Linked DNA regions of Homo sapiens: region 2 is linked to region 1. A link is an interaction called in ENCODE POLR2A ChIA-PET data of the cell type or tissue named here. Cell type or tissue: PC-9. All regions are shown on one strand. Links, peaks and the distances in the headings refer to the core of each region. The heading gives the core; the rest is flanking DNA. Region 1 overlaps LOC107985365 (a long non-coding RNA gene). Region 2 holds the start of LINC00184 (long intergenic non-protein coding RNA 184).

Region 1 (12,079 bases), core at 1,627-9,626:
TTTTTGGAATCAAGTCTACCATCGGATTTGGTTGAATTTCTGAAGGAAGGGGGTCCATTGCTCTGCCGAATGTCCCCACATGGCTTCTGTCTCCATCCACCACGTATGTCCAGCTTGCGGCCCTGACTCTAGGTGCCCTCAATTATGCCCACTGTGGAAACGGCCTTTCTGCCACATCTGAAGCTTGAGCCTTGGAGGCAGGCATGACGTCTCATCTCTGTGTTCTTTGTGGTTCCCAAGGCAATGCGTGGTGTATCCGAAGTGCTCCACTGAGTCTCGAAAACGTCCCTGCATTGGAGGGATCATGGAGTGAATTTTGTCTTTGCCACTCCACTTACAACTTCAAGTCTGGAGATTTTGAAACACCCCATGACTGGGAGTGACCGCTGGCTCGGAGAGGTTTGTACACAGAGCAGAGGGTAGACTAGATGACCCTTAAGATCCACCATGACTCTGCAATTCAGGCATGCGGAACCTGGCTGATGACAGACATCGACTTTGTCCTCCAACCTTTTTCCGGGACTTATCAATATTCTCGTGGTTAAATTCCACAAGCTGGCATGATCTGAGGAGGGAAATTAGGACATGGTTTCTTGCCATTACTTTTTACAGCTTGGCAAGGGGCAGGAGGCTGCCATCCCCTTCTGTGGTTGCTGTGTCATTCTGTGGGGTTGCTGGAGCCGGGGCCTGAGGTGTCAGGGCGGTGGAAGCTCCTGACCCTGCCCTGCTTTCTGACCCACCTCTCATCTCACAACCTCTGACCTTGTTTATTTCTAGAGGCATAATCTGTGTGCCATATTGTGAGTAAATGAGAAAATGTGGCTTGGATTATGGAATTCAGCTTTATGATTCATTTGTTCAGCAAGCTCTTTTTGAGAATCTATCTTGTGCCAGGCCCTAGATTCTGGGGGTTTAAAAATTGCCAAGACCCAGGCGTGGTGGCTCACGCCGCTAATCCCAGCATTTTGGGAGGCCGAGGTGGGCGAATCACAAGGTCAGGAGTTCGAGACCAGCCTGGCCAACATGGTGAAAACCCGTCTTTACTAAAAATACAAAAAAAATTAGCTAGGCATGGTGGTGGGTGCCTGTAATCCCAGCTACTCGGGAGGCTGAGGCAGGAGAATCGCTTGAACCCAGGAGGCGCAGGTTGCAGTGAGGCGAGATCTCACCACTGCACTCTAGCCTGGATGACAGTGCAAGACTCCATCTGAAAAAAAAAAAAAAAAAAACAACAAAACAAGAACGGCCAAGACCCACCTTGCTAGCAAGAAGTTCACTGTCTAATGACAGAGACAGACCAAAGTGGCATAAGAGAGCAAGCCTGAATGCTATGAGAGAGACCCATTTCAGACTGCTGGGGTATAGGAGGGCTTCCTGGAGGAGGCAGCTTCTAAGTTGAGTCTTAAAGGTATGCATAGAAGTTTGCTAGAAGGAGGGGAAGCGGAAGAGGAAAGAACATTGCAGATATATTCCAAGGAGAAGGAATAGCACGTGGGAAGGGAGACTGCATTTACCCTGTGCTTTCAGAAACACATATAATGTAATTCACACCTCACAAATGATTTTTATAAAAAAATAGGCCTCAGGGAGGTTAAACGACTTGTCCAAGGGGAGGAAGAAGAATTAGAATGAAGGCTATAGACTCTCTGGGCAGAAGTTCAGCACCCTGACCTTATGCCATGCTGTGTAACATCCACCCTCCATTAAGTAACCGTAAAACCCTCATTTGTGTCAGCCACGGAAGGGGCTGGGCCAGCCTGGAGGGTTCAGGGTAGATGGGGTTGCTGCATTCAGCAGTTTAGGCCCAGATGGGCAGAAACACCTGGGGCCCCTTCACGGCATTGCACGGTCACCTGGGTGCTGGGGACCAAGGACAACAAATCCCGTCTCAGAGAACAGGAGAGTTTCTCTCCTGATGCAAATATATGTTGTTTGATATTGGCTTACTGACAAGGTGGAAATACCACACTATTGACCAAATAGGCTTATTTGGTAGTTTATATATCATATAAAAACCATTATAGCTTATTTTATATATATTGTTATTACTTATTACATATATATAGTTATATGTATTTAGTTATTAGTAAATATAGTTAAATTCAGCCACAATCTTGAAGAACAAGATTTTTCTTCTCTTCTGCATGTTCGAAAAAAATGTTTAAAAAGAAAAAAGATTAGAAGTGTTCCTTCTAGAGCAATTCCATGGGCTCTGTTAAAACCCTTTGACACTGGGCCAGGCACGGTGGTGGCTTATGCCTGTAATCCCAGCACTTTGGGAGGCCGAGGCAGGTGGATCACCTGAGGTCAGGAGTTCAAGACCAGCCTGGTCAACATGGTGACAACCTGTCTCTACTAAAAATACAAAAAAAATTCGCCAGGTGTGGTGGTGCACGCCTGTAATCCCAGCTACTCAGGAGGCTGAGGCAAGAGAATCACCTGAACCTGGGAGACAGAGGTTGCAGTGAGCTGACATCGTGCCACTGCACTCCAGCCTGGGTGACAGAATGAGACCCTGTCTCAATAAATAAATAAATAAATAAATAAATAAATAAATAAATAAAACCCCTTGACACTGAAGCATTTGACACTAAAGTGACCACCATAGCATCAGGAACTTCTCTTTGAAGACTTTCTTAATTAGAGCAAATGAGGAAATTAAGAATGCCCAGTACCTGCTGCATGTCAGACGGTTTTAGACACTTCTACCCACTCTTCTGTTTAATTCTCATGGGTCCTACCAAATAGATCCATAATTAGCCCAGATTTTACATGTGAGGGAACCGATCTTCTGAGAGGTTCGGTCTTCTCAGTGTCACAGAATAAGGAGCAACACTAGAATTCTGACCCCAAAGCCTGTTCTTCCCTCTGCACCACGATAATATTTCACACGAGAGGTGGTGCCTAAGACCGAGCTCTCAGGCCAGACTGTCTGGGTTTGAATCCGGGCTTCAGTCGTGACTTACTGTGGCAAGTTACATTTTAAAATTTTATTATTTAAGTGACCTATAATCATTGTACATATTCATGGAGTACAGAGTGATGTTTTGACTCATATAATGCACAGTGATCAGATTAGGGTAATAAGCATATCTGTCATCTCAAACAGTTACCATTTCTTTGTATTGGGAATATTTGATTCATCGTTTTAGCTACTGGAGACTATAGAACATATTACTGTGGCCTACAGTCATCCTGCAGTGGGATAGAACACTGGAACTTACTCCTCCTCTCTAGCTGTGGTTTTGTATTCTTTAACAATCTCTCCCTAGCCTCCCCTTCCCCCAACCCTTCCCAGTCTTTGTGACTTGGCCTTTTGCTGTGGTTTTCCTGGTTGCAAATGGGGTGATGACGGCACCTTTCCCATAGGATTACTGTGAGGATTTGAGGATTCAATCCCCACAGAATGCCGGAAACAGTGCTTGGCACCACTAAGCACCCTGTGAATGTGAACTGCTATTATAGAGATTTTTGCTTGACATCAAGGTTACCTTTTGTCTTGGCTGGTCTCGTGTGGGGGGAGGACAGCACGTGGGCACTGGCGGGCAGTGGGAGGCATGGTGCCCACGGGGGGATGCACAGGCCCCTGGGCCCAGGAAGAAGTGGAGGCCATGGCTTGGAAAGGTCAGCAGGGCTGGGGAGAAGCAGGATGGGTCCTTCGGGCCACAGCAGAGGAGGCTGATGCTGGGGCAGCTGGGGTTTCCAGCTCCAGTGGGTGAGCATGGGGCCCCGGCTGAGGCAGGCAGAGGGCACGGCACTCAGGGGCAAGGCCAGGCCCGCATCCAGCTCTGCCATTTGCTAGATGTGCACTTAGGGCAATTTCCTTTAGCCTGGTGGAGTCTCAGTGTTCCCGTCTATTAATTGGGAATAATTCTGCTTTCCAGGGTGAAGTACAGACATGAAAGAAGCAATGCCTGGGAAGGTACTCAAGAAAAAGCATGATGTGGTGGGGAAGGGCTGCAGCCCAGCCCTGTGCCTGCATCCCACGCATTTCTACTTGATTCCTTAGCTCCCTAAACCTTGCTTGTCTCATCTGTAAGGTGGAGATAAAAATAACAGTCTTCTTTTATTATGTGAGTTGCAAATGACAGAGTGCATGTGAAGGCTCCTGGTGCCAAAAATGTTAGCAGAATTGAGTGGAAGCAGAGTGAACACTCACTGAGGGCCGGGAGACTTAGGAGGGAGCTGGACCCCCCGGGATGCTTTGCTGGATGACCACAGCTTGGGGAGGGGGCTACTGCCTTTGGAGAATGGCAACACTATCATGCAGCTCAGAAGGCTGGAGTCTAATACCCTGCTCAGCAACCAGGCATAGTCCATTCCATCACAGAGCCTGGGTTCACCTTGAGGACAGTGAGAACTCAGCCCTGGCCATGTGGAAGTCAAAGCGTGCAGCACCTACGTACATGGACCTCACCTGTCATCCAAGTCTCCAAACCACACTGCAATACAAACATCGCCAAAGTAGCAGGCTTCTCTCCTCTGGGTGACATCCACAGGGCAGATCTGAGCAACACTTAGTGTCTCCTGGGACCTTCCCAGCCTCGGACAGAATGGTTGTTAGAGGAACAAGGTAATGGTGATATACGCGGGACCTGCCAGTTTGTTAGGCCGGTGGCTTTAATGGCTATTTTGGAGGTGACATTCCATTAGGGGTGATTGGACTTAATTTTAATGGCAGGATGACTTAATGTGTCATCATTCTCTCCTAGGCCTGAAGGTCAATGGGAAAAGTTTCTTTCCTCCAGGAATTACACTACAAAATTTCCATAACACAGCGCCAATTTTGGTCATGCTAAAATATTGAGCTGTAAGAAGTACCCTTCTGCACAAACAAGCTGGATTTTTGGGCCTCTTGGTCCAGTCACCCTGGAGTCAGATAACTTAGGGTGAAATGTTGACTTCGTCACTCCCTGGCTGTGTGGCCTTAGACAACATACTTAACCTCTCTGTGCCTCAGTTTCCTCATCTACAGAGCTGGGTAATCATAGTATGCGCTTCCTAGGGTTGTTGTGAGGACTAATTTGGTGTGTGTAAAACCTGGAAGGGCTGCTAAGGGCTGCTATTATTAGCTCTCTAGGGAAAGGACCAGCATAAGCAGTAATTTGCCAAACACATTCAAAGGCACTTTTGAACAGATGGTCAGGCTAGGGTGAGGGGTTGAGGGAGGAGCAGTGGGAGGTGCGTGTGGAACGGAGGGTTGGGGTGGATGGCAGAGGCATAGGAATGCCAGGCCCGTGAGTTTAAAAGGCATCTTGAATGACATCCCACCACCCAGAGCACTTCTGCGCGGTTCACAAGCGAGAAAGACAATGAGAAAGTAGTATTTTTGGAGGATCTTTGCTGACAGCAGGAATGAAAAGAAATAAATATATATGAGAGCCATTATGAAGGGAACCCTGCAGGACCTCGCGGCTAATTGGATGTGGGGCTGAGGGAGCAGGAGGAGTCTAGGGTGACTTTGAGGTGTGGAGTGAGGTGACTCACAGAAGATAGTGTCGTCGCTGGCACTAGAAAGCCACCAGAGGAGCTGGTTTGGAGGGAGGAGGATGGATTCATTGGTTTTAGGCATGTTGCACGGGATACTGTAGCCAGGAGCCAGGGTCTGGCCCTCGGGAACTGGGTCAGGGTTGGGATGGAGACTTGGCCATCATCTGCAGAGATAAGCAGGGTTTCTCTGTCTTTGAGAGTGAGTAGAGTGAGGGGGAAGCATAGAAAATTGAGGACAGATACAGGGAACACTGGCAGGGGCTAAAACTGACAAAGGAAGAGGAGATCGCGAAGAAGGCAAAGAGAAGGCTGGAAGAGAGCAGTGCCTGGAGGAAGCAGGAACAGGTGTCTGTGGGCATGACTCAGGGGAGGAAAGTTGTTAGATGCTGCAGAGGCCAAGAGGGGCCACGCAGGTAGGAGCCGCTGGGATCAGCCCTGGGTAGCCTGTGCAGAGGCAGCCTGGGTGGACCATGGAGATGTGAATACCAGCTGGAAGGCAAGTCTGAGGTGGGTGCTGGATGAATCAGTGGTGGAACTTAGTTTTAAGAATTTCCACAAAGTGCCAGAAGTGGGAAGATGGTGTCTTCTTTTTATCCTTTTCTTTTCTTTCTTTCTTTTCTTTCTTTCCTTCCTTCCTTTCCTTCCTTCCTTCCTTGTCTGCCTTCCTTCTGTCTCTTTCTCTCTCTTTCTTCCTTTCCTTTCCTCCTTTCCTTTCCTTTCCTTTCCTCATTGCATTTAGCAGAGACTCAGTGTCTTCTTCCTCTTCTTCTTCCTCTTCCTCTTCTTCTTCTTTTGCAAACTCTGCCTCCTGGGTTCAAGTGGTTCTCCTGCTTCAGCCTCCCAAGTAGCTGGGATTACAGGTGCTCACCACCATGCCTGGCTAATTTTTGTATTTTTAGTAGAGACGAGGTTTCACCATGTTGACCAGGCCGGGCTCAAACTCTTGACCTCAGGTGATCTGCCTGCCTCGGCCTCCCAAAGTATTGGGATTACAGGCATGAGCCACTGCCTCTGACCAGATAGTGTCTTCTTGAATGGGGAAAATACCAGCACTTCTGGCAGTTAAGAAGTCCAGTTCTTCAACTCACTAAGCTGCCTTCTGGAGCCCGAACCAGGAATGCAGTGATAAAGAGATGCAGGCTGGAAAAGTTTGAACAACCTGGCCCCAGATTCCCCATCTGTGAAGGGGCACTGAGGCTAGGTCGTACTTGGGCAATTTTTGTGCTGCCCTTAGCTCATGAGCCCCTTCACCAAAGCTAGGTGACCTCTGAGTCCCTTCATATTAGACCAGAGATCCCAATCGTGGGGCATTGCAGCCCCATCATGTGTGGGTTGTGGGCCTCCCATGCTCCTAAAAGCCCAGTGCAATCAAAATAGCTAATGATTATTAAAAACTTTTTGGATTGCAGATGACTGACAGGTATATTCCCACATAAGCTAGTTATTATTATCTTGTTTATACAGTCAAGACATTTGAAGTCCAGAAATGTGACCGATTCACACAGCTAGAATGGAACTTCAACCCAGGCCCCTTACACTCCAAGTTCAAGGCTTTTTCCATCGTGATATGCTATTTTAAAATCCGAGTGGATTAAAATTAAATTTTTTTTTTTTTTTTTTTAGACGGAGTCTCGCTCTGTCGCCCAGGCTGGAGTGCGGTGGTGCGATCTCGGCTTACTGCAAGCTCCACCTCCCAGGTTCATGCCATTCTCCTGCCTCAGCCTCCTGAGTAGCTGGGACAACAGGCTAAAATTAAAATTTTAACTTGACTAGTGTGGAGAATTTTGTGTAACTCTTTGAGCTGTTTAGCAAAATCTACATAGCCCACCTTGCTGGTTGTGGGGACACTGGCATCTCTTGCATGGAAACCTGGCTGGTTTTAACCTTTTCTGCTATTGCAGATGGGGAAAGTGAAGTGGCTCCTATTGACTTTCTGCTGCCGCTTCCAGGTCTGACTTGCACACAGGGCCATGATGCCTGGTGCTTCCTCGGCTCTTCCAGTTGTTTATGTTCAGCCGAGGGCAGTGGATCCCAAAAATAGCAGGCTCTGGCTCGAAGTTCTACCTACATAACTTCTGGGAGCCAAGCCCTCTCTCTCCCTGGCAGGAATGGGTCCTGGGAACATGCAGAGATTCTCCCTGGTGGCATATGGTTTTCCATGGTGGCCGTGACTCAGGAACTCACTGCCATGCTGCCTGACTCTCTACTCTGCCTTTGGGCTCCTGTCTTGCTGGTGTAGGCTGACTTTGATGTGACCTCGAGATTAGCCACCGCCACACTGAGGTCTCTCTTCCTGTCTTCGTGTTGCTGACCTCATCTCGTCCAGCCTCCAACCCCATCTGATGAAGGAAGGGGGCAAGTATGACAGCTGTGCCCCAAGTATAATAGCTCACAACCCGCTACCAAATACAATGTCTTTCCCCACTCAATTCTTATTCTTCCTTCAGGGTTACAATTCCAAATTTCACTCATGCTATTTTTTTTTTTTTTTTTTTTGTAAGACGGAGTCTCACTCTGTCACCCAGGCTGGAGTGCAGTGGAGCGATCTTGGCTCACTAGAACATCAGCCTACTGGGTTCAAGCAATTCTCCTGTCTCAGCCTCCCAAGTAGCTGGGACTACAGGCGTCTGCCACCACACCCTGCTAATTTTTGTATTTTTAGTAGAGACAGGGTTTCACCATGTTGGCCAGGCTGGTCTCGAACTCCTGACCTCAGGTGATCCACCCACCTCGGCCTCCCAAAGTGTTGGGATTACAGGCGTGAGCCACCCCGCCCAGCCTCTTGCTATTTCTTTCAATGCTCCCTGTGCCTTGACAGAGATCCAGGGATTGTGTTGAAGACAATATGTGTAAAAGTAACCAGCATTGCACCCTAAATTGTCCTTCCCCTCTGACAATTGGCCACCATCTCTGTATTAAGCACAAGCACCTCAACAGGCCCTCCGCTGAGGATGCAGGTGAGGACGGGCTGGATGTGCCTTTTATCCCCTCTTTGTGGTGTTACTTGCTCTATTGCAGAATCGAGCATTGGCCCCATTATTCCTGAATGAGTCAGAAGTCTCCGCCCCTCTGCTGAACAGGCCGATGTGTCCCTTGACACACACGTGATAATGGTGCAGTTAAAAAAACAAACCCATAGAGATATGGAAGTGCAGATGTGTAGACGCCCCATGGTTTTTGGTGACACAAACGTCAGCTGTAGCTCAGGGACGTCCTCCTGATAGAACTCGCCATTGTGGCAGGCAACCTCTGAGATGAACTCAGATAGTCTTGCCTGCTGACACCCATGCTCTTGTGTAGTCTCTTCCCACGCTGAATAGGGCTGACTGTGTGACCAATAGGATATTCTAGAGATGACCGACTATGACCTCTGAGGCTGGGTTATAGAAGAAGTGGTGCTTCTGGCTGGGTGAGGTGACTCACACCTTATTCCAGCACTTTGGGAGGCCGAGGCGTGTGGAACACTTGAGGTTAGCAGTTTGAGACCAGCCTGGCCAACATGGTGAAACCCTGTCTCTACTAAAACTATGAAAATTAGCCAGGCGTGGTGGTGAGTGCCTATAAGTCCGGCTACTCGGGAGGGTGAGGCAGGAGAATTGCTTGAACCTGGATGACAGAGGTTGCAGTGAGGCAAGATCATGCCACTTCACTCCAGCCTGGGCAAAAGAGCGAAACTCCATCTCAAAAAAAGAAAAAAATAATAATAAGAAGAAGAAACGGTGCTTCCCTCCTTGTTCTCTTGGAACACTTACTCTGGGGGATGCTAGCGCCACCTCATGAGGACATTGAAGAAACCATACAAACAGGCCCATGCAGCGAGGGCTAATGGTCCCCAACAGTCAGCATTGACTTGTAGGCTGTGTGACCATGGGGACATCTCAGAAGCAGATCTTCCAACCCCAGTCATGCCTTCAGGTGACAGTAGCCTTGGCTGACATCCGAACTATAGCCTGTGCCAGAACCATCCAGTGAAGTCACTCCCAGATTCCTGACCCACAAAGACTATGACATAAGAAATGCTCACATTTTGAGTGCTAAGTTTTGGGCTAATTTGTTACACAGCCACTGATAACTGATACACCCATGGCAAGGACACAGGGACTTCTGACTCAGTCTGGATTCTCAGTCTGACTTGCCTGTGTTTCCAGCTAATGTTGAGTCCTATCCACCGAGCCTCCCAGTACTGCTTCTGGCGACATGCAGCTGCACTGAGGCATTTGAGACCTGGTGTTTCTACTATCTGGATCACTGAAGGAACCTTGGATGCTTTTTTCTAAGCCTGGTAAAGCCATGCAGCAGATCAGCAGGAGGGCACACATTAGCCCACGGGCTGCCTGAGCCCTGGCCTGCAGCTACTCACCTCCTCCTCCTCCTGGGGCTTCACTCCTGTGCTCATTCCATCAGCTATGAGAGTTCAGCTTGACACACAGAGCCTGGTCTCACAGTCACTTATGAGGGGCCATGAGTTCCAGGGTTTCAAACCAGAGAAGATGGGGCTGATATATTTTGTCCATCAGAAACAGCAGAGTCCCACCATGCTAGAAAGACTGTTAGGAGGGTATAGTGAGCCTGGCATGGAGCAGGCACTGAATTGTTTGGTGACTGAGGGGGACTTGGTCTTGCATCCTCCATCACGCTGCTCAGAGAGACGTGGGGCAGAGGTTGTGCTGTGTGTGTGTGTGTGTGTGTGTGTGTGTGTGTTTGTTTGTTTGTTTCTTTCTTTTTATTTTATTTTATTTTTGAAACGAGTTTCACTCTTGTTGCCCAGGGTGGAATGCAATGGTGCGATCTCGGCTCACTGCAACCTCCACCTCCTGGGTTCAAGTGATTCTCCTGCCTTAGCCTCCCGAGTAGCTGGGACTACAGGCATGTGCCACCACGCCCGGCTAATTTTGTATTTTTAGTAGAGTTGGGGTTTCACCATGTTGGTCGGGCTGGTCTCGAACTTCTGACCTCAGGTGATCCGCCCTCCTGGGCCTCCCAAAGTGCTGGGATTACAGACGTGAGCCACCATGCCTGGCTTATTTATTTTTATAGAGATAGGATCTTGCTTTGTTGCCCAGGCTGGAGAGCAGTGGCATGATCATGGTTTACTACAGCCCCAAACTCCTGAGGGGGTGATCCTCCTGACTCAGCCTCCTAAGTAGCTTGGATTACAGGAATGTGCCGCTATGCCCAGCTAATCATTTATTTAGAGATGGGGTCCCATCGTGTTGCCCAGGCTGGTCTTGAACTCCTGGCCTCAACTGATCCTGCTGCTTTGGCCTCCTAAAGTGCTGGGATTACAGGTGTGAGCCCCTTGCCCAGCCTGCACTGTTTTCTGGAGCTCACACTTTCAGAAAGAAATAGGAACACTGGAGTGGAAGAATGGGCGTGGATGAAGAGATTGATGGGGACTTCCAACTCATGCAAGCAAGTGCAGCATTTGGCAGGGGAGGCTCACAGCACATCCCACTTCTGCAAGTCACCAGTGGGTCTTTTCTTGCCACAGGGATCCATCTAGGGGTCCAAGGTATGAAGTGAGTGGGAGGGACTTACAGAGAGACACACGTCAGCTCTGCCTGGAGAAGGATGTCATGGATCTCAGTGGCACACCCAGGTCTCAGAGAGGCAATGAGTTGCTTGTCACAGGAGTTGTTTATTCCCAGCCAGGTGGCTGGGATGGGAGTCTCAGGAGATGAGAGGACTATACTGTTTTTTTCCTGGAGAGGTACATTTCTCTAGTCTGTGGATCAGGCTCCTAAAAGTCCTGCGGAGGCTGCAATTCTGCTGCTTCCCTGCCATGGACTGCCAAATGGGCTGGGTGAAGGAAGGTCCTATTCTCAATGGCATTTCCAGGACCTCTCTGTGTGTGTGATCTGGCTACTTTAGACAGCAATGGTATATTTGCCTTGGCTGATGGGAGTCCCTCATCCCTTGAGCAGTTTTGTGGAGAGCAGGAGAAATGTATCACAGTGTCTTGACGCTCCTGAAAAGCGTATGAGTCACTAGTACCAGGGAACCTGGCGTCCTTTTCTCAGTCATTGAGCTTGCGAGCCAGATCCGAATCATCTTTCCTTCTGCAGTCCTTAATTATGGGGGAAAAAAATGGACTTGTAGAAACCAGTCCTGTGTTTCTGGATGTGGAAGGACTCTGAGCTTTCTCTTGGGCAGAGGGGTTGGAAGGGGACAGGGCACAGAGGGCAAGGGCTCTGCATGATGCCCAGGGGAGTAGAGTCCAGCCTCCAGCCTCTTGTCTCCCAGAGCCCTCCCTGGTGGTCAGTGTTGTGGCCTTGAGCCCCCAGTAGGCCAGTGCTCACTTGGATCCTGCAGCCCAGGCTGGGGCTGGGGATGAAATCTGTGGCCTCCATCAATCATAGCAAATGCATTGTCCCCAGTCGATGACAAAAGGCCAGGAACTGGAACCTCCCCAGACCGACTCAGCTAGTTCACTTGGCTAGAGCCCAGGCTGGTGGGAACCGGATGTTTTGTGGAGGATTGGCGTCTCTCTCCCTGCCTGTGCCCCACGCCGCTCAGTGCTTTCCCTTGGAGTCCTCAACCGTGGAACCGGTGCATTCTTTCCTGGGCAGCTGCTCTGCTCACTTCCAAC
Region 2 (12,079 bases), core at 1,563-9,562, 240 kb after region 1:
AGGTAATTTTTGAACCCTTGCCCCTCTCCCATTCTCCCCTACTTTGGAATCCACAGTGTCTATGATTTCCATCTTCATGCCCAAGTGTACCCATTGTTTAGCTCCCACTTATAAGTGAGAACACATGATATTTGAGATCAAAAGGAAGTTGTGGAGAGAAATGACAGGTTTGGTTCTGTGTTTTTAGCCCTATTGCCTCCTTTCGTCCAGCCCATGCCAGTATACCCATTTGTCATCTTTAGGCTTGTTCGTCCTGTTGATCGTGCCCTGCATCTCAAGAGAACTCACCCTAGAGAGGTCTCTGTTATCCATGGTCTGTGTTGCTTCGTTCACACGTGGGGCCTGTGATCCGGGGGTCCCATGCATCCTGATGCACCCTTTGTGGAAACAGGAATTGCTCTGCAGAGAGTTGGTTTCAAGGCTAGAACAAACCCTACAATCATTGGCCTATTGTCTAAAAAAGTAAGTAAAAATACACAAGAAAGATTGATTCCATTGAATTAAAAATCCTAAATTACTTTCTGACCCTTTGGAGGTATTTCTGCACAGCTCTTCCCAGCATTCTAGCAGATTTCAGAAACTCAAGGGACATTTTTAGCCACAGAAAAAGTTGTTGAATCCAAAAAACTCAATGAGGATCATTTTCAAATATAATGTTCTGTTATATGCAACGATAACCTGAAGTTAGGATTATTTCAATTGTTTCTTTTATGTAGTAAAATACTAAGTTTGCTGTTTACTTTAAAAGGTAGGTGGGATTTCTAATTGCATTTAATCTGACGATTAAAATAATCAGATTTTGCCCTTTTTTTCTGAAAATTTACTTTGCAATGAGCACAGACTACATTCATGTTAATCATAAATGCTCTCCTCCCCTTTCCAGGTAAGCTGAATTTTAATTATTATAATAGGTGGATTTTCTTAAGCGTTTCTCCTTATCCTTCCTTATGGCCTACTTTCCCATCTTACTTTACTTTTTCCCCCTTCATCTTCTATGTTATACAAAACATATTCTGAAAAATTTATGCAAAATAAATTAATATTATATGTAAACAGCGTCATCAAATATATTCCCACATTTCAGGAATTTGGATGGAAGTTCCTGCTGATAGATTCATAGAGTCAAAGGAAAAAAAAAAGATTTAGTTGGGAGCTTGGGATATTAAACATAATTCCCTCATTTGAGTAAGGAAACCGGAGCCCAGAGAGGTGAGCCTTTGGGTTTGTCATTTGATCAAGTGTACAGAGCAGGAGCAATAATAAACATAATAACTGACTTCTTTACAGCCCTTTACACTTTATAAAACACATTCACATTCAACATTTACAGGTATCGCAATTCTGGCCTTTCAGTAAATGAAACGCCCCTGTGCTCTATTTACCTCCAGGAGACCAATGTGGCTGATTTTATATTTGGTATTATTTCATTTATTGGCTGCTGCTGATGGCAGCACCCTTCACCTGGAGACTCGGAGGCATTTCAGATGGATTCATGTATGAAACAGCAGGCTAACTAACACTGTGAGTGGGCCGATGTTAAGCGGAGAGTAACATATCCTGCCCTGCCAGTGAAAAAACCACAGCCACGTCTGAGGGGCAGAATCCCAGTGTCAGTGGGATTTGAAGATTTGTAAAAAGCTGTTACTGGCCACGTCTGCCATTTGGGAATCCAAGGACCAGATTAAATCTCAAAGAAACCCAAAGTTGTGCTCTTCAATGGCCAAGGGTGGGTTTCTCCAATGAAAGCATCAAATCAGATGTCTTTGTCAGTTACGTCTTCATGGAAGGTGGTGGTAAGGACTTACATGACATCATAAAATAAGGTTAATCATGGCTGGGTGCGGTGGCTCACACCTGTAAGCCCAGCAATTTGGGAAGCCGAGGTGGGTGGATCACGAGGTCAGGAGTTCGAGACCAGCCTGACCAACATGGTGAAACTCCGTCTCCACTAAAAATACAAAAATTAGCTGGACGTGGTGGTGCATGCCTATAATCCTAGCTACTCAGGGGGCCGAGGCAGGAGAATCGCTTGAACCTGGGAGGCAGAGGTTGCAATGAGCTGAGATCGTGCCACTACACTCCAGCCTGGGTGACAAAGCAAGACTCCATTTCAAAAATAAAATAAAATAACATAACGTTATTGACTTATCTGAGATCGTTTTCCTATGAATTTATTGACATTTTCAACATTTAATTGAGCATTTCTGATTTTCAGGCACGGAGGGATGTGGAGGAGAACAAGGCATGACGCTGTCCTGAAAGTGCTCCTAGTCTGGTAGGCACGTCTGTCCTGCCACGTCTCCAGAATCTATCTTGAGTTGTTGCAGTGCTGCACTTCCTTTGTAGATGACGGCACAGTTCATTATGACTCTTCGGAATATCTCAGCCTTTTCATCCATGTAGTGAGTTTTGCATCAGACATTTACTCTTTAGCAGGGTGGATTAGTTTCTTAGAACTGTCATAACAAATTACCACAAACTGAGTGGCTTAAAGCAACACAAATTTATTCTCATAATTCTGGAGTCTAGAAGTCCAAAAGCAAGGTGCCGCCAGGGTCAGGCTCTTTCTGATGGCTCTAGGGGAGGGTCAGTCCCATGCCTTTCTCTTAGCTTCTGGTGTGGCTCACGGCCCTTGACATTTCTTGGCTTGTAGATGCATCACTCCAATCTCTGTCTCAATTGTCACACCATGTTCTCCTTATGTCTCTTCCTTGCTTCTCATAAGGACACCAGTCATGTTGGTGGAGGCCCACCCTAATTCAGTATCATCTCATCTTTGCTTGATTACATTTATAAGACCATATTTTCAAATAAGGTCACATTCACAGGTACCGTGGGTTGGGTCATCAACAGAGCTTTCTAGAGGGTACAATTTCACGCATAACAGGGGATTCGATTCATCCAAACCCTTTCTCAGCAGAGACAGTAAAAGTACTTTCCCCTTCAGCTGCCAGATTGCAGTTTCATATGGCTGTGCTCACAATAAAGCAGAAAGGCCAGGGTTCCTTGAGCTCCAGAGTGGGCCACAGATGGTTAAAACAATGTGGAACATGTTTTCAGGGGAGAGAGGACAGAGCAGCCTAAAGTGGTCCTTCCAATAAGTGACATTGCATGTGTCCCTCTCGCTTTCATCTTTATGTGTGTATCACACATTATCCTTCATCCTAATGTCTTTTTCTCCTGGTTCCAGTGAAGCGGCAAAGAGAGTAAAAGTGCTGAGCTCCTGCTGTAAGTCAGGTGCCATTCATGCCCCCCAATCCATTTGGACCGCTCACTGTCCATTCTCTGTGACAGGGGTTACAGCCACTGTCCTGATAGATCCTGTTTTGCTACTCTTAATTGAGTTTGAATGGCCTACCTGGTAGAGCTTTCATTTAGGCAGCAGAGTGCACATCTTGTTTCCATTTCAATCATTTGCATTGGAAGTGCTTTTTCCCCCTAATGAATACATAGTCATAAAGAATCCAGTTCAGCCTGTCGTGCTGTTGCCACTGGCATCAGCTGGAAGGCTGGCAAGTAATGATCCCACCTGGAAGAGCACAAAGCAGTCAGCCCCTGTGCTCTGTACCGTGTAACTCACCCATACCGTGGCCCTTGTTCATTCCAGCATGGCTCCTACTTCACATGTGGGGCTGTTTCTGTTTCTATTCATTCTGTGTGATGCCTTGCTTGACCCAACATCATGAATGGAAAATTGTGATGGGCCTAATCCCTTCACTCTGCATTCTCCAGGGAAGGTGTTGGTCTCAACAGGAGCTAAAGTTTTCCTGGGAAAGGAGAGCCATGAGAGAGAAGTTTTCCTTTCCCCATAGGTGGTCCCCAGCAGAGAGGCAGGAAGGTTTATGCACAAAACTGTAGGAAGAATGATTGCCTCCTCTGGCCATCAGATTGTGACTTAGCTTCTTGTGGCAAGTGGCACTTCATTGGGTGTTCTAAAGACACATTCATCATAGTCCCTGCTCATTGGTAACATAATATCTAATATGAACTGCAAGGACAAGACAAACATATAAAGAACATTTAGGCAACTAAAGAAGTATATTAAAAAATCTTTAGATTGTGTATAGGCAAAAGGAAACTGCATTTTCTGATGAAAGAATTCAAGTTGTAAGAGCTCCTTTGGGGAGGAATGGCCATCTTTCTTCCAATTACAGAAAATTTTGTAGCAAACTAATTTAAAAAAATCTTTATATCCTAATTCATTTAGTAACCAATTAAGTGTATAGTCAAGATTCTTAGTTTCAAGTGATGAAACTCAAATAAGGGCAATATATTTGTTTATGTACCTGAAAATGCTCAGGCTAAACACAGTGGCTCATGCATGTAATTCAGTTACTTTGGGAGACCAAGGTGGGAAGATCACTTGAGGCCAGGAGTTCAAGACCAGCCTGGGCAACATAACATGACCTCATCTCTACAAAAAAAAAAAAAAAAAAAAAAATCACTGGGCACAGTGGCACATGCCTGTAGTCCCAGCTACTTGGGAGGCTGAGGAAGGAGAATCATTTGAGACTAGGAGTTGAGGCTGCAGTGAGCCATGATTGCACCAATGCACTCCAGCTTAGGCAACAGAACAAGACCCTGTCTCTAAAAAAAAGAAAAAAAAAAGTTCAAGGGTGGTTCCAGATCCTTGAAAAATGTCTTCAGGAATATTCTCCAGGCTTTAGCTTTGCCTTCTTCTCTCTTGATTTCATTCTCAAGCAGGCAATCACTATTTTTTTGACAAGATGTCCACCAGAAGCTCCAGGCTAATTTTCTATTGGTTTAACCACCCCAGAAGAGAATTTATCCTTTCCAATACTTCTAGCATAACCCCTGTGGCTGACAATGTTGGTTCTGATAAGCTCAGCATGTAACATATACTCATTCTTGAATCACCAGCATGGTTAAAATTCTCATTGGCCAGACTTGGACCACATGCCCCACCCCTGGGGTTAGGGGTAAGAGTCAACCCCACCAGAAAACAAAGACTGAGAGTCAGGGAGGGGTGGTTCTTTAAAAGAAAACTAGGGTCTTGGTATCACAGGAGGAAGTGGATGTTGATCAAGCCAAAGTCCCAGATGCCCATGACACTATACAAAAAGAATGTACATTGTTCTGAGATGCTGATTAAGAAATACAAATCAACCTCCGCTTTTGAAAGTAGTTTTAAAAGAGGTCAACTTTCAGTGTCTTTCATGGAATTTCTGATTACTTTGAGCTAGTAATCAAGTCAACAATAAATTCTTTGTTTCTCTTGCAAACCCACATTGTCTAGGAACATTTCCTATTAATATCTATTTTAGAGTATCACATGAGTCTTGAGTCCTTCTTTCAGGAATAAAGGTAACAAACTGACAGAGATAAAAAACAAACAAAAAAAAGTGGTGGGGTAATTTTAAAATTTTTATGTCATAATTTTCTTCAGCAGGAAATTCTATTTGGCTGAGTGATTTTTGAACAGAGAGCAAATAATCATTTAGATATTTTTTTCTCTCTCTTTTTTTGAGACAGAGTCTTGTTCTATTGTCTAGGCTGGAGTGCAGTGGCGTGATCTCGGCTCACTGCAAGTTCCACCTCCCGGGTTCACGCCATTGTGCTGCCTTAACCTCCTGAGTAGCTGGAACTACAGGTGCCTGACACCATGCCTGGCTAATTTTTTGTATTTTTAGTAGAGATGGGTTTTCACCGTGTTAGCCAGGATGGTCTCGATCTCATGACCTTGTGATCTGCCCACCTTGGCCTCCCAAAGTGCTGGGATTACAGGCGTGAGCCACCGCGACTGGCCTAGATTTTTTTAAAAAGATAAAAAGCAATCACTATGTTTAGTACATGTAATGAAAAAAATATGAAAGAAACTCTCTCATGGGCTAGATACTGCCATTTTCTGGGACGGCACTATAATGTCTATCTCCAGTTCTAATTTTCTTTTTCACCTCAAAATTTTAGTATTCACTGTGACTTATATTTGATTTGTTGGATTCTTAATAATGGCTAAATTTAATTCCACTTTTTCTCTCTTTATAATCAGGGCCAGATTTTTAAAAAGAAATCCACACACTATAAATCCAAAAACCAAGTTATATTAAAAGTCAGATTTTCGACTGCATGGAGGGTCAGCGCCCCCAACTCCTGCAGTAGTCACAGGTCAACTATATATGTGTACACATGCACATACATCTAGTGTTTATGTATATTCAAATGTACATACATGTTTGCTGTATTTTTCATAATGTAATGAGTGCTTCCTATGCAGCAGGCACTGCGTTGTACTGGAGACCATCTTTGCCTCACAGAGCTTACATTTTAGTTGGGGAGATAGTGACAAACAAATGAATAAATACATCAACCAGATGATTAAAGACTGTGATCAGAGCCATGTAGGAAGTAAACACGGTGGTGAGACAGACGAAAGCTGGGAGAGCCCATTGTAGGTGGGAGGTCAGAGAACCTCCCTGAAAAGGTAACATCTTCAGTAGGGCCTCATGGAGGTGAATGATCAGTCACTACAGCAGAACAGAAGGCAGGCCAGTGTAATTGTGGTGGGGTCATTGGGGTAGGCAGGAGACAAATCAAGCAGGGCTTCATAAACCATGGTAGAAATATAAATTCAATTCTAAGGTAAACTGGAAGTCAGGAAGGGATTCATAGCCAAGAAGTGGCATAACTTGATTCAAATCTTAAAATGGTCACTTTTGCTCCTATAGAAAGAACGTGTGTCTCTATGAGAAATAAAATAGAGGCTTAAACAAGAGATTCCTCCAATATAAAAGCACTGTGGATGGGGTTAAGAGTCCCAGATGGGCCCAACAGCTCCACATCCATCAGAAACCTAGTCTTCTCTATCACCCTACCCCATTGTCTTAGAAAATGGTTTCCATTCACAGAAGTGCAAGATGGCCAGAGCAATTCCTGACATTTTGTCTGAGTGCTGAACTATAAAAGAAAGGGAACAAAAGACAACAGAAGTTTTCCCATCCCGTCCAAATCAGCTTCCTTGAAGCATCCTGTTTCAAAGTCACACAAAACACTTCTGCTTACATCTCATTGGCCAGAATTTAGTTACATGGTTACACTTAGCAGGGGAGGTGAGGAAACATGGTCTCTCACTTATGATGTCTACATCAGTAAGATACTTACAGCTATCAGAACAAGCAATCAAAATACGCTTAATGGCTCAAACATGATACAGGATTACTTCTCACTCACATGAAGTCCAAAATGATGTTCTGGATTGGCAGGTGGTTTTCCTCCAAGCAAGGATCTAAGGACCCAGGTTTCTTCTATCTTGTGCCTCTTTCACCTTCAACACTTGTCTTCCAAGATCTTGTTACTTAACTGCATTAAGCTGTGGAAAGATAAAGAGTATAGAGAACCATTGTGAGTTTCTGTAGGCCAGGACTACAGAAGTGTGAGTAGAAGGGACACATCACTTCCACTCACTAACGGCCAGAACTCAAACACACAGCTGCATATAACTGCAAGGGAGGCTGAGAAATGGCATCTGGTTGTGCCCAAGAAGAAGACCTGGGCTCATGACATGACCAGCCAGCAGCCTCTACCACTGGGGAAATGAGTCCAGCCAAAAACTAGGGTTCTGTTACAAAGAAAGAACCTTGGGAGATAGGTGGCAGTTTGTGTCACACGAGGCGACAGTGGAAACAGAAGACCAGTTCCACTAAAGAGCTAGCAAGCAAATAAATACTTGCCATCTGCCAGCAATGAGAGGGCACACTCAGAACCAGAAGATGACATAGTTCTACTGCAGATTCTGTTTCGCAATGACGCTCCTGCAAAAATATCTCAAGGATTTGCCTTCAGCCTACAAAACATTCTCAAAATGAAATTGCTATGATTAGTCAATTTAATTTTTATTTATTATTTGATTTTATTAATATTATAGAAAGCTTTTTAACAGTCTAGATGTGCTCCATAATCAGATATTGAGGCTTTACAGGTTTGGCCATACAGAGAGAAATATAGTATTAGTGACATAACATTGCTGCAAACCCAACTGAAGAAATTCCTGGTTGTGAGCTTTTACATATAATGTGTTCATTTTGAAATAATACTTTTATGTTCCAAATTTCTGTTTCCATTGATCATTTATTAATTTGTTTTTTTTATCTTGAGTTTTATTTAATCTACAAAATATACTACTGCAAGAGAGAAGGGTACTGGCTGGGGGAGTACCCAATGCTCACAACCATTCTCACTCAAATAATTAATATCTGGTGAACATTTACTATGATGTTCTAGGACAGCTTAGTGGGTCCAGCATAAGTGTAGATCCTGGAAAGGATAGACCAGCAGGCCTTAAAAATATAAAGGAGAGAATAAACAAACATAATGACACTAGGAGGAGAATGAGTAGATTTCAACATATGTGAATCAATCAGAAAGTAGAGTTAATTTAGTTAAGTGGTCAAGAGCACAATATTTGAATTATGTCGGACCTATATTCAAATTCTCAGTCAGCCACTTTCAAACTATGTAAAACTGGAGAAGTCACTTAACCCCTCTGAGCCTCACTTTCCTCATCTGTAAAAAACGGAGGATAATAACAACCTCATAAAGTGCCCAGTATAGTCAACGCCTGGATCATACTATAGTAAACACATGAAAAATCATGGCGATGATTAATAACCAAGGGGTTAGCATGACTAGTCCAGCCAGGGCTCGATGCCAGCTGCAGCTGAGTGGTAAGAAGATAGATCTTCTGTAAAGATCTTTGCAGAAACTCAAACAAGTCAGACTGGAGAGCATGCGTGACACAGTCAGGAAATCTCATGTCACATGTTTAAGTCCTAAATGTTTGACAATGTCTCTAAGCTTCCCAGGAGTTCAGAGGAAAAAGACTTGTGATAGAAGGGAGACCTGGGCTTCATGGATTGGAAGTTGACCTGAGCTTTGAAAGCTGTATAGGGTTGGAATAGGTAATAGAGGACCATTTAAGGTGTCTGTGCCTGGGACAGAGTAGTTACCCCAAAAATGGAGTAAATGAATGAAAGAAAGAGCAGACACAAAAGACTAAGACAGCAAGTCTAGTTCGTGAGTGAAGGGACTCCTTAATCATCACCTCTGGTGGGTGTTAATGTGTTGGGAGATGCATTGTCCACAGTGGGAGGAACCACGTGAGCAGAGCTTTCTAAACTGGGTGAGGAGTTTGGGTTGAAGTGCGGAGGAATTATGGAGCAGAGGAGGAAAATGATGAAAGCAGTACAAAGATCAATTCGGGGAGGGTCAGGAATGTATCGCACAAGGAAGCTGGAATGCAGAGAAGTCAGTCAGGAGTCTGCATGTGGAACTCGATGAGAAGTAAGGATGCTTGGCTGAGGGACTGGCAGTGAGACTTCAATAGGGATGGCAGTGGGCATGGGACCAGAGGCTCAATCAGGTCCTCAGATAAGGGGATGAAGAAGGAGACAAGCTTGTGGTTGGTTCATTAATGACTACAGAGTTAGCAGGAACTCTAATAGACAGGAAAATTGAAGAGAGAAAACCGAAGAGCAGGGGAAGATGGTGAGCTCAGTGATGTGTTTGTCGGCTGAGCCAGCGATGAGATACACAGGTGGAAATACCCAACAGGTACTTAGAAGTACAAAATTAGAACTCCAACACAAGAATAGAGAAGAGAGGGACTTGGAAGTCATTACGATAGAGACAGTAAACAAAGGCCATGAAATGTATTAGGTCTCTGAGGTGTTAGTATAAATAGAAAAAACTAGAAAATCAAAGACTAAGTCTTGCGCAATATATAAATTTAAAATATGAAAATTTCCAGGAGTACTCAGTATGAATACATGAACTTCAACTGGATTGGTGTCCTTACTAGGGCCTCATTGTGACTCTTGTGGTGCCTGGAAATGCTGAGGGTATTTTTGTCTTTGTGGGCTCCTTTCTTCATTAAAAATAAAATTAAAAAGTATATGAATTTGTTCTTATGTACTTGTGATTATTATATTTTTTCGTTCTGATTTTATTTATTTGTTTTTTGAGATAGGGTCTCACTCTGTCACCCAGGCTGGAGGGCAGTGGAGCTATCTTGACTAACTGTGACCTCCGCTTCCCAGGCTCAAGTGATCCTCCCACCTCAGCCTCCCAAGTAGTTGGGACTACAGGCATGCACCACTACGCAATTTTTTTTTTTTTTTTTTTTTTTTGTAGAGACGCAGTTTTGCCACGTTGCACAAACTGGTCTTGAACTCCTGGACTCAAGCAATCCTCCCACCTTGGCCTCCCAAAGTGCTGGGATTACAGGTGTGTGCCACTGCACCCGGCCCTGATTTTAAAATAAATTAAAATCAAACATTTTCATGAGGCCCTAAAAGTATCTTGGTCCCTACTACATGTAACAAAGAAGACAGTCCTGATCATTACAAGATCGCGTGATAGTGGGAACAATCCAATGTGTAATGTCTTAAAAATTATGTATAGTTGACTTCAGAAAGAGAGTGTGTGTATGTGTGTGCATGTAAGGGGAAGTCTGCTTCTCTTTTTATGCTATAAGCTAATATTTTAATTGTCCTTGATTCTCATAGGTCAAACCTTTATTCGGCTTCAGGGCAAGATCAAACCAACAGTTATCATACTTCACTGTCTTTAAGAAATCAATTTTGGGTGGGGCGTGCTGGCTCATGCCTATAATCCCAGCACTTTGGGAGGCTGAGGCGGGTGGATCACAACGTCAGGAGTTCAAGACCAGCCTGACCAACATGGTGAAACCTCGTCTCTACTAAAAATACAAAAATTAGCCAGGCGTGGTGACACATGCCTGTAATCCCAGCTACTCAGGAGGCTGAGGCAGGAGAATTGCTTGAACTCGGGAGGCGGAGGTTGCAGTGAGCCAAGATTGTACCATTGCACTCCAGCCTGGGTGAAAGAGCGAGACTCCATCTCAAAAAAGAAAAAAAAGAAAAGAAATCAACTTTATTTTTTATTTTTTAAGAGACAGCATGTTGCTCTGTTGCCCAGGCTAGAGTGCAGAGGTGCCATCATAGTTCACCGCAGCCTTGAACTCTTGGGCTCAAGTGATCCTCCTACCTCGGCCTCTTGAGTAGCTGGGACTACACGCATGTGCCACCACACCCATAAAATGCATATTAAAATGTTGGGTTCTGCCACTCAGAGAATATGATTCCCTTGTTAACATGCATCTTACATGCCTCAAGAGGAGTTATTTTTAGGATAATAGTATGTAGTTTTGATGTGTGGTGGGGCTTAATTCCTGTTTCCTGAATAAAATGAAATTTAGACTTTAAAAATATACCTCCCTCCCAAAATTGGAAACTTGGGACAGGTTAATTTAATTACAAAGAATTTCAGGCTGGATGTGTTGGCTCATGCCTATAACCCCAAAACTTTGGAAGGCTGAGGTAGGTGGATCGCTTGAGCCCAGGAGTTCAAGACCAGCCTGGGCAACATGACAAACTCCTGTCTCTACAAAACATACATAAAATCAGCTAGGTGTGTTGGTGCACACCTGTAGTCCCAGCTACTCGGGGAGGCTGAGGCAGGAGGATCACCTGAGCCTGGGAGGTCGAAGCTGCAGGGAGCCATGATTGCACCACTGTACTCCAGCCTGGGCAACAGAGTGGGATCCTGTCTCAAAAAATATACAAAATAAAATAAAATGAATTTCAAGGCTCAAAAAGAGAAAAAGATGAACTATAAGTGAGAAGATGTTGAAGGGTTTGCTTCATCATAGCAGAGATTCCAGGCAGAGCAGCAAGGGCTCAAATATCAAGAAAATGATACAAAGGGACAGAGTTGAGGAACTACTTCAACGACACAGTTCAAATCAGTTCACAAACATTTATTGAGCATCTACGATGTGCCAAGTACTGACACTTCCAGTGTGGAGTAGGGAGTTGGGGATGTGGGGAGGCAGAGAGCAAACACATAAAATAAAAACATAGGGAAAGAAGTTCAGTAGGTACAGGATATTTCTTTAAGAGTCAAAGTGAGAAAAAGATGCCAAGGAGTGATATCCAAAGTGGCAGATGACTCAGAAAGGATCAGAGCGCTAAGAACTTCTTGGAGATGGTCACAGGGAAGTCATTGGCAGCTCTGATGACAGCTACTTCCATGGAGTGGTGGA

What was found. Peaks named below come from ENCODE experiments on the same cell type or tissue, not always from the same donor. Only the 100,000 strongest peaks of a DNase experiment are listed, where the experiment ranks them.
Region 2: POLR2A ChIA-PET joins it to region 1 with 26 read pairs; 3 of 35 experiments call an interaction of 5 or more read pairs at or near these places.

Annotation. Positions count from the first base shown.
Region 1 is chr1:234,863,096-234,875,174 of GRCh38, reverse strand. It overlaps LOC107985365 (a long non-coding RNA gene), which reads left to right. Exons shown (of 3, transcript XR_001738533.2): 1 at 1-399; 2 at 3,885-4,573. Among named protein-coding and RNA genes, the nearest start is that of LINC02971, 88 kb to the left of the region's middle. In PC-9, for the core only: no CTCF peak of the experiment used is centred there; DNase peaks (open chromatin) are centred at 5,484, 5,834, 7,744 and 8,744; H3K4me3 peaks cover 4,889 bases; H3K27ac peaks cover 6,027 bases.
Region 2 is chr1:234,624,857-234,636,935 of GRCh38, reverse strand. It overlaps LINC00184 (long intergenic non-protein coding RNA 184), which reads right to left and starts at 7,625. Exons shown (of 2, transcript NR_033927.1): 1 at 7,189-7,625; 2 at 2,156-3,988. In PC-9, for the core only: no CTCF peak of the experiment used is centred there; a DNase peak (open chromatin) is centred at 5,035; H3K27ac peaks cover 3,390 bases.